2 separate regions of the Mus musculus genome follow, and region 2 is linked to region 1. The links are chromatin loops, found by intact Hi-C in ENCODE. Cell type or tissue: left cerebral cortex. All regions are shown on one strand. Links, peaks and the distances in the headings refer to the core of each region. The heading gives the core; the rest is flanking DNA. Region 1 overlaps Dab1 (disabled 1). Region 2 has its middle 4.5 kb from the start of Gm40216.

Region 1 (5,381 bases), core at 205-5,204:
TGAAAATCACTGCTCTAACATGGGATAAAATACTCTTTAAACTGTAATTTGTTTTTCTGCATATTCTACACCAGTGAGAATTATGATGTGGGGCTGAGAGATGTTCAGTGGTTAAAGTGCTTGTCACTCAAGCATGAGGACCAGAATTTGGATGCCCAGAACCTACCGAAAAGCACAGCAAACATGGTAGCTCACTAATCATTCCAGGATTCATACAATAGAGACAACGGATCTTCTAGGCTACCTGCACTAGAGGTCTTCTTTAGCTCTGAGTTCGATTTAGAAAGCCTGCCTCAATGAATAAGGTAGACAAGGATCAAGCAAGAGTCTAGACATCAACCTCTGGTCTCTACATTTACACACACATTTTGCATATACACCCACATATATGCATGTATCCATATCTAGGCAATACGCGTATGCATACATGCATGCCACACACACATACGCATGAGAGAAAGGGGATAGTGGATGTTAATATTCACTGATTTCTACCCCCTTGGAGTTACCTAGTCTGCTTCTATGAGGAACAGGTAGGGGCTACATTTCTAAAAGTTTTACACCCATCATCAAAGTTAATTTAACCATCTATCATTTGATCAAAGTTAATTTAACCATCTATCATTAAATTTCATTCTATCATTAAATTGCTATCGCCCACAGCCAACAGTGCTTCTGAGCTGCTGAGTCCGAGTCGTGAACAAGCCCTAGTGTTTGGCTGACTCAGATCTCACTCCTAGCAGCCATGTAAATATTCCAAGGAAGACAAAATGATGAGCATACACTTAGACCAATCTGATGGGTCTAAAGGTGGAGCTAAGTGATTGTCCCATCCAATCATGTGGTTTATGTAGTAGAAGAGAAAAAAATGCAGGTTCTATTTCTGAGGGAGGGGAAAGAAATGGGAGAAAGTTAAGCATCAGGCGCTTCCTGCATTCTACAGCATCTGCTGTTGAAGTGCAAGTCCTCCACTCCAAATACCTCACGGAGAACCCCAGTGCCTCCTCTGTGACTGGCTGGTAAATGCCAGGAGCCCAGCGAGTTCCTGCTGAGACAGCAGACTCCAGGACTCCTCTGTAGGTGTTCTTCCCTTCCAGGCTCCCTTAGGAGAATGAGCACACCGACAGTGCTGCACAGGCAACCTTTGATCTGCCAATTAATATGTACTGAAACAAAAGTGAATGCTCATCTGAGTCCTTGGCCTGTGGATTGGGGACAGAGGACATGGATGGAAGTTAGGGCTTGCTTTGCCATGCTGTCCCATTTACCTGTGTTAACAGGCTCATGCCACCACGGCTCTACCCTTACAGTGGCCCAGTTTGCCAGGATCGTGCATACACCACAGGCAGTGAGTGTAAAAACAGGCTCACATATCCCCAGCAGGCATGCAGCCTCATGCCCACCTGCTTTGCTTTGGTCCCACCTCATCTACTCTAACAACTGTGGGCCAGGGGCCTCCCTGTCATTAGCACTGGAGGTCCCCACCTGTCTCTCCATCTGGGAAACTCTCAGGGGTAGTGACAGATCTTATTGAATCACCTTGTCCTTTTAGAAGTGATGCAAGGCCTCGGGGCTCTTGCTAATTACTAGACCTGTTACTACTGTGTACACTGCCCCTCTCCCTGCAAACAGTTCGCCTGGAGAACAGGAGTAGCTAGTGAGATGAGCATCTTTATTCTGCCCTAACACATGGTCTGGCTCCCAAAAGGATGCACTGGTACCCAGCAGCTGAGGACTGAAGAGGGTGTATAGGGTCAGAGTCAGCAGCTGCAAGCAAGAGCAATTGGCTGCCTCTTCCATGACAGTTTTCCTGTTCCCATATTTGGAACCCGGGTGCTTCCTCTGCATTAGTTACTGAAAAAATGATATCTCTATAGTGGGAGGCTTCTTTAAGGCCCCTGAAGTCTCCTTAATGTCTGTTTTTCTCCCCGCCCAGAAAATCCAGCTTCCGCCACTTATCAGTGAGCCCCTGTGACCTCTCCTAGAGGCCATGAGCTGCCATTTTTTCACTTAGTAACTGACCCATGGAAAGCTGTTCCGCTTACACGCCCCCCTCTCCCTGCCCACCTCTCCCTGAGAGATGCTGAACGAAGCCAGATACTTGTGTTCTTGGCCTCCCTTCTGGCTGGAAGCGGCAAAACGATCCGGTTCTGGCAAACAGAGAAAAGCAGGAAGTGAGTAGGTGCTGTGCTATACGGGAGTCCCTTCTGGGAAATCATCTTTTTTTTTTTTTTTTCCTCCTCTGATTAAAACAAATAGTAAATAAACAAGGGAAGTTCCATCTGACTGTCCCCAGTGTCTTGGCTTATTTCTGTTTTCCACGACATATGAGGGTGATGCGGATCTGTCGTAGCTAGTCTGAGACCATGAAAGAACCCAAGGAGCTAACAGAAGGAACCTGAGCCTCTGACTGCATCTTTAAACAACGACAGTGACCTTGGGAACACCAGCAATAAGATGTCCGTGTCCCTCAAGTCACGGTTAGCCAGATTAACCGTTGTCTCTTATTAACTAGCACATATTCCTCTGCAAGATTCTCATTCACCTTGATAGATCTTGGTTTCTTTCCGTTCCACAGCACAATTACAACCAGAAATTCTCTATATAAAAACCCACCCCTTTATATCCTGCCATGCAGGCAATGCTTGCTTAGACAGAAACCTGTCTATAGATAATGCTCATATATCATAGAATTATATAGGTAGCATCAATCCATGCAGTAAAGATAGAGATACAGAGTCATTTGTTGGCAATTTACTGTTGAAGACTCCTAGGCATTGTTGTAAATACACCACACTTGTATGTCATTTATTCTCAAGTGGATATGAAATGGGTGTTGCCGTTATGGCCACATTATATGAAAGAATCCAAGGCTTGCAGAGACCTCAAGTTGCCCCAAGTCACAGAGACAGTAAGCACTAACTGAACTGTAAAGGCAGGGAGTCCACCTGCCCAGTCCTCCTAACTCCTTCACACTGACTCTGTTCGGTGTGATAGACAAGGTAGAATCAATCCTGAAGGAGCAGTTGGAAAAGCACTAGTGTTAATTTAGGCTAGAGAATCTAATGGTTATCAATGATACGAATTTAAACAGTGAGCCGACTTCTTATTACGTAAATGGGTCTAAGGAAGATAAACAAGCATTCCCATCTTACAGTTGATCAAACTGAGGCATACAAAGGAATGGTACAGGAGGGCACACAGCCAGGCGGCACTGGCACCCAGATATGGCTCAGGAACAAATGCATACCTTCAGGCACTGTTTCAAGACTCCAGGGTCGACATTGCTCTTACACAGTTTCCATGAAGATAAGGCATTTAAAGAACCTTATACTGAGGCTATAAGCTTACCTTATGAGAGTAGGAAGACAGCCTAGAGGATAAGAACACATGTTCTGCAAGCACAAGGACCTGACTGGAAGACCCTTGTACCCATATAAAAAAAGCTGGGGGCATGAGACAGGCAGATTTCAAGGGCTCTTTACCCAATCAACTTAGGCAAAATAGTGAGCACCAGTGAGGGGACGGCCCTGCATCAAGAGAACAAGGACACAGCAATGGAAGAAGGCTCCCTATACCCTGCAATGGCTTCTACACACGCACGTGTGCGTGCACACACCACACACACACACACACCACACACACACACACACACACACACACACACACACACACACACACCACACACACACACAGAGGAACATGTGAATCAACATAGGACTGTGAATGCACCAAACAGTTTATGATACTACATGCTACATATTCCGTATTACACAGTACACATTACACACACACACCAAAAACAAAGAAAGAAGCAAACAAATAAAAGCCCTATCTTCCAATATGCAGTAGCAGCTTCCCCCTTCCTCCTCGAAAATAGGAGTCAGAGTTTACAGTCTCCTGCCTCCACAATCACTACCTTGGGAGTCTCAGCAAGTCAATGGCCACTGTCTACATCAAAGGCTCCTAGGTACTTATGAGCATGCTCTGCATGAAATCTCACTTAATCTCAAAACCCTTTAAGGAATTGTTTCCATCTCTACCTTATACAAAAGGAAACAATTTATAGGAACTCACTAAACTTCTCACAATGCCATATTCCGCATTCACAAAAATAAGCCCCAACTCCGTTCCTCTCATCCAATGGCCAAGGATGTTCAAGTCTCCCTCTGATACCTGACCACTGTTCTCAGCTCCCTGAACTTCCTATTCATCTCCTTCAGTGCCTTTTACACCTACCTGGCTTGCCTACGGGACACCTTGAATGCAGTAAACGAATATATATGAAATCCATCGTGGAATCTGCAATGGATAAGATTGTCAAAAGCAGACACAACTGGTGGACAAATTGCCCTGGAGTCAGAAAACCTAGGGTTCAAACTCTCACCCTGAATCCTTTTCATCTACACAAATGGAGTGACAGCCCCCATCCCAGCATGGCTTTCCTGGGTGAAAGGTGACAAGGGAGACAAACTTGCCTGACTAAGTACCCGGCAGTGTGTCTGCAAAGAGCACATAGTAGACACATTTACTACTATTATCAACAACACAATTCTATTCATCTATCAAATGCAGGAATCTTTCCACAATACCCACAACAGATGGCTATCCAGGCTCTGCTAGAACATTTCCAAAGATAGAGAGCTCGCTCGCTCTCCCCATCTCCCCAGGCAGCCGGTTCTATTATTGGACAGCTCTCTCTGGCACGAAGTCTTTCCTACATCAGCCAAAGCCTGCCTCCCTGAATCCCACTGGCCTCTGAGCTGTCCTGTGGCGAAGCACAGCACAGCTCCAGTCTTTCCACACATTGGTCACCATTCTGAGGGAAAAAAAAAAGCAATTATGTATGTCCTCGCTACATCCTCTCTTTTTTCAGTCATTCACACTAACACATTCCACCTCCCATGGTGTGATTTCTATATTACCCATGATGCTCACTAAGTCCTCAATGTGCAGTACCTACAGGGGACACGGCAGTCCAGTACCTGATCTAAATGAACACTGTACTTTCATTAATGCATTTGATAATCGTACTGTGATAGAGTAGCCATACAAATGTCACAGCTGTGTAGCCTAGGGCTCAGAGGGAGGGGGACCTGTAAGTGTCTCTCGTATTAAGGGAGATCAAGCTATGTCTTCTCCTTGCCTAACTTATCTCTGTGCAAACCACCTGATTTATTCCATCAGCTTTTACCTCACTCAACTAACAACTTTCTGAATCATTTTTCTGCCATTTCTATGACTCTGCTCTTCAAACTATTGATTGTGATTTTCCATAAATGTGTTCCAATTTCATCATCAAAATCGGCGTTAAAGCAACTGCAGCGACTCATTGCCATTCACGTTCAAGAATGATTATGCAGAGAGGTTTTATTAAAGTC
Region 2 (5,381 bases), core at 109-5,108, 440 kb before region 1:
ACTATGACAAGCTCAAAGGTCACACTTTCTTTTATAAGTGTTGCTTTGGTCAGCAATAGACCAGTGACTAAGACATACCCTTTCTTCTATTAAGAAAGCATCCTTAAAACATTCTTTCTAAAATGTGTGATCTCATTCTTCTTGGTCTGGGTTTAAGAGAGCTTGATCCCGCCCCTGGCTTCAGATTTGAGTCCTAATTGGTTTAGAAGTGAGCAGGGCATCTAAGCCAGTCTATTAGGAGGAATCACAGGATTCAAGGCGCCTGGGAGGGGTTTCTCCTGCTTTCAAAACAGGTTAAGACTATGTAACAGCTTCTGGGGAGTCAAATTAGAAAGACACTGTGAGTGGATTAAATTGCCCCAAGGCTTAATCTACATTGGACCTGCCTGACTTTGGGAACCTGCTTTTGATTACTTATTGAAGCAAGGCATTCCTTTTCTTGTAACAGAAATCCTGGGTGAAAACCAAAACATGATTTCAGAATTCATCATTGCCAATAGAAGACACAATAGACAGTACACTTGCATTTCCTGAGCTTGGATACATTATAAATGTTTCTCATACATTGTTTCATTGACTTTCCTACACTAATGTAAGTTCTGGCTGAGAAAACTGGGGCTGGGATGACTTGACTCACTTTGATGGTGGGGATATCTGTCCCTTCTGGCTGCCATTCAGAGCTCTCTTCTTCCTTGGAGACTCGGCACTTTTGAGTGTGCTCTCCCTTAGGCCAGTTTCTGAGAATCTGGCGGTTCTTCCAGGCCAGTGTTCAGTAAGAGATGAACTCACTACCCTGGAGTAACTGTGGAAATCAGTAAAGAAGAAAGGGACCATTGCTGAGTTGGAGAAGCAAAATAGAGGGGGCTATCAGGGTACAAGTAATGGGGAAAACAGGGAATGAGGGGCTCTAATTATGGAAGGGGAAAGATAAATACAAAAGATAGCGGGTAAAGTAGCTCTAAGGATGTCAGAAAAACTCATCATACTATTAACTATCTACCTAAGAATACCTACAATACAAGTAAGTCTGTGTATAAATATACATATATAGTTTGAAGGAAAATTTATCAGCTCTGCTGACAATTCTTCTTCCTAGGGTCAAAGTCATCTAACAAAACCCCAACACTAGGCATGAGAAGTCCTCTTCTGAGTTGCTGGTCAGAGTTGTCCAAGTAACTTTCAAAACATTACAGGTTGTTGCTACTGCTCTTCATTGCACCCCCAGAGGTGGAAGATAGTAAGTCTCTATTGCTAAAACCACCATGCATTTCAGACCTAGTGCTGAAAGAGTCTTGAGCTGAGTTAGTCCTCCCTGAGGACTAACTTTCCTGGCACCGGAAGCTGCCATGCAAGCTTCTAAGGATGGAGTAAACCAACAGTCTTACCCAGCTATGACATTTATGAACCACAGCAACCACCACCATGGTTTGCTGTCTCTAAGAGTGTGGTAGTGGTAATGCGTAACTAGGTGGTCACCAGGAACACTCTAATTGGACTTAAGATGTATTCAACAAGAAGGAAATTGTGTACAGTACTAAAAACCTAACCAACTACCCAGGGCTAGTGAAGTCATGGATCTTGGAGGAAAGCCTTTAACTGCTATTTTACTAAACTAGCATAATTCTTAACTACGTTATAATGTTGGTCCTTCTATTCACAGATGAGTGTAGCTTTCATCTCTCATCAAGGAAACTTCTCTTTCAATAAATAGAGAACATTACAGAAAACCACAACCAATCAAAGCATACTGTTGTGGGACCTAGTCCCAATGAATACATCTATGACATAACTCCCACACCCAAGGCTCAGAGATCACTGAGGAAGAGGGAACCAAAAGACTAGAAGAGCCAGGGGGATAGGGAGTTTGCTGTGATATTGTGTCTTCCAGGAATATCAGAAACCACAGCCACGAAGTCTCAGCAACACAGTTGCCTAAGCACGAGCTGAGAAAGGACAACAGTAGGCATGGCAAAGTGGACAGGAGGAAGAGAGAGGCCTCAGCCTGAAAGGAAGAACCAGAGGCAACTAAGCAGTGCTGAGAGAGGAAGAAACTGTCTTCCCCAGGGAAGAACACATGGATTGGTCATGCAATTCCAAATGGCCAGCCCTGAAAACATATATACAAGAAGCATTTACAGACTGCATTTATGCATTTATGTATATGTATATGTACATTCATATAAATATATAAACGTGTATATGTATGTATATTTGTGTCTGCTTGTAGAAGATGATAATTAATAAAAAAAAGATACTGTGAATTTGAAAGAGAGCAAGGAAGGGTATAGGGGAGGGTTTGGAGGGACGAAGATGTGGAGAGAATGATATCAATTGTAACATAATCTCAAAAAATGAAAAGAAATACTTTTCAAACAAGAGATGACTCCACTTTGCTCCTGTGATATCTTGGAATATTCCGTTGGCATTTGTGTGAACACAGAGACAGTGGGAGCCGTCACCAGGTGCTTGAGGGTTAGGCCAGGAAGTGCCGCAGCTAGCTTTTCAGCCCACTGTCTGGAACTGCTACTTGGGTCTCTAGTTACCTGCAAGGAAGGCAGGGCATCACAGTCTCTCCAGAGAAAGGCAGTGTGTGTATCTGCTATTGCAGTGGAGGGCGTCCCAGGATCCTGCCTCTGACCCACGGTTCTGAGACTCCCGTCCATCTCTCCACTGCACTCTCTCCGCGCACACAGTCACGAGTCATCCCTTCAATATCTTGTCCCTGTGATTCTCTGACAGCCAGCTTGCATTTCACTCCTCCGTATTTTCTAAAGCAAAGAAGAAACTCCCAGCTTTCCTGACATTTGATAGAACCAGGAAAGCTCTTACTACCTCCGAGACGTTCAGCCTGATAATGTATATGAGGAATAGATCATTTACTTACGCTCAAAGCAGATAGACTTTCTAAGGAGAAGTACTCTGTAATGCAGACATGGCTGGGAAGAATAAATCAAATCTTTCTGTGTACTTAGGGGAAAAGGAATTATTCAAATGTAGCCTACAGCTTCAGGTCCATTTATGGAGCCTGCAATCCTAAATAGTGACCACCAGGGGGAGCGCTAGGCCCATCTCTACACGGGTTCTATTTTTAGAGGCTGATACTTGCCTCAAGGAAGAAACCAAAGAAATAAGACTATAATACTTTTTTTTTTTTTTAAATCGGACCAACTTATAAATTATTTGTGAGTCCAATAAAAGGCAATTATCAACATTTCCTACTATTTCAAGAGTAATATATTCTATGTTAGAAAAAGATTCAATTTATTCCTTGGCTATGATTCAGATGACAGAAAATTGGAGGCAACCGAACCAAAAGACTGTTCTCCTGTGTAAATGTGTCTTTAAAACCCAAATCAGATGCTTAGGAGAGTGCTTGCTATAACGTAAGGCACCATTGTCTTCAAAGTTCCCCTGTCCTCTCTCCAGTCACTTGGACAAGCTGTGCCCTTGCTAGGTAGAGGTAATGATGTAACAGGGCGCCGTGGACAAAACACCGTCTGTGGCATTTTCTGGACACAGGGTGCAAGCAGCCTCTGAGGAACAGAGAGATTTGAAGCATGAAGCCTGGGGGAAGGGTGGATTGCAGACATGTAACAGACTCCCAGGACCCTAGGGGTCAAGTTAGGGGCCCAGAATCAAGGACAAGAGGACAGTTCTACAAGGAAATCCCCGGCATAAGGTCTGCTGCAAAGCCATGCAGTAAGGGAAGCACTGCAAAAAGAATTGGAACCTTGCCTTTCTGCGGCAATGAAACTGAGATTTTGGGCAAATGATCTTCAGGCTGCTCATAGCAGCTCTCTCACAGATTGGGCATAAATATGAGATGAGCTAAGTGGTGTGTGTGTGTGTGTGTATCTGTGTGTGTGTGTATATCTGTGTGTGTGTGTATCTGTGTCTGTGTGTGTGTGTGTGTCTCTCTGTGTGTGTGTGTATCTGTGTCTGTGTGTGTCTGTGTGTATCCGTGTCTGTGTGTATCTGTGTGTGTGTGTTTGTGTATATCTGTGTGTGTCTGTGTGTGTGTGTGTCTGTGTGTGTATCTGTGTCTGTGTGTATCCGTGTCTGTGTATGTTTTTGTGTGGCCATCACAGGTAGTCAACAAATACCCACTGTCTTCCTGGAAAAGGACTTGCATTTTCCTAAATACAGTTACAAATACGTTGGACCTCTGTATTTTCACAGATTCTGAGTCTGTGGTTTAGGCACTCAGACTTTGCTTTGAAGTCCTAAATGGGTGGGTGACGGTGGACCCATCTGGGCATGAGGCTCAACTCCTAAATCCCTTGGCTCTAAAGGAGGCCTGCTGTTAGAGGTGTTAGAATTTAGATGAATGGTGAAGAAAGGTCAAGACAGTGGGAACGAGAGCCTACAGCGATCTCTCACCCAGCCGCATGGACTAGCAGGAGGTACTTCCCTTGGCCTTGTGGGAAGCAGACCACATGGACCGAGGAAGATGAGCCGCTAGACCAACCTCAATGTCTGTCCACCTCGAATCCTTATATTGGGCCTAATCCTCAGTGTGCTTGTGTTTGGAAGGAGACCTTTGATAAGGTCAGAGCCATCCTGGATCCAACTGATGTCCACCTCCTGTCCCCCATGACAACAGCAAGAAGCCAGCTGGCTGTGACGTAGAAAGTGATTTCTGCTCAGACCCATGCCTACCTGTGCCTTGATTGCTTGGTCTCTAGAATGGTGGGGAAGAAAGGTTTTCTTCGGTAAGTCGTCTAGTCTGTGGCATTCTGTCACAGAGGCCCAGATAGACTAAACAAGCTAGAATCAAAGGAACTTGGAGGTAAGAAGCGCTAGGCGTGGTTGGCAGACATGTTGCAAATGTCCAGAGGTCAAGGGTGTCAAGGCAGCGGTCCAGAATGAAGGAAAGGGGGCTAGGTGGACAGGAAGGCCATCACGCAAGGTTTGCTATGAGGTTCCACACAGGAGCAGCACATGTTTTACTGAGTAGGCAGGAGCAGCACACATGTCACAGAGTGGGCTGACCGCACCACTCTTCTGGCTCTTAGTTGTCCATGTGATTGCTATGTGACCATGTTCCATCCTCTGACATCATATTCACCTCAGCAGCTTGTTCTCAACTTCCTCCCCCGCCTTCCTGCCTTCCTTAGGCCTTCTCTGTGCTCCGGAAGGCTGAGCTACAGGGAACCGTGGCCAGGGTGGTGCTGGCACGTTCTAGTTGTGAAGTTCTAGTGTGAGGTCCCAAGGTGAGGCAAGATGGTCACAGCATCTCTCCTGCCTCCCCCTATTGTGCTGCGGGTCATAGGCAGTCCCCGTGTCTTTGCCTTCTTGTACTTCCTCATGCCTTGGCTTTGGGCTGTGCCAGGAACTCCTCCTGTGGGAACGGCGCCAGTTCTTCCTGGCCTGGACCTCAT

Evidence for each region. Hi-C counts contacts between places; a loop is a spot of excess contacts. Peaks named below come from ENCODE experiments on the same cell type or tissue, not always from the same donor. Only the 100,000 strongest peaks of a DNase experiment are listed, where the experiment ranks them.
Region 2: it touches region 1 in a loop (4-fold over the local background); 2 of 42 quality-filtered maps call a loop at or near these places.

Annotation. Positions count from the first base shown.
Region 1 is chr4:104,452,073-104,457,453 of GRCm38, reverse strand. The region is part of intron 4 of Dab1 (disabled 1); the gene reads right to left. Among named protein-coding and RNA genes, the nearest start is that of C8b, 310 kb to the left of the region's middle. In left cerebral cortex, for the core only: CTCF peaks have their summits at 4,733 and 4,976; DNase peaks (open chromatin) are centred at 1,394, 1,803, 2,083, 4,702 and 1 more place; H3K27ac peaks cover 1,903 bases.
Region 2 is chr4:104,891,864-104,897,244 of GRCm38, reverse strand. It overlaps a transcript of Fyb2 not described here. Among named protein-coding and RNA genes, the nearest start is that of Gm40216, 4.5 kb to the right of the region's middle. In left cerebral cortex, for the core only: a CTCF peak has its summit at 3,033 (motif pointing right); DNase peaks (open chromatin) are centred at 2,750, 3,039 and 3,613; H3K4me3 peaks cover 633 bases; H3K27ac peaks cover 1,421 bases.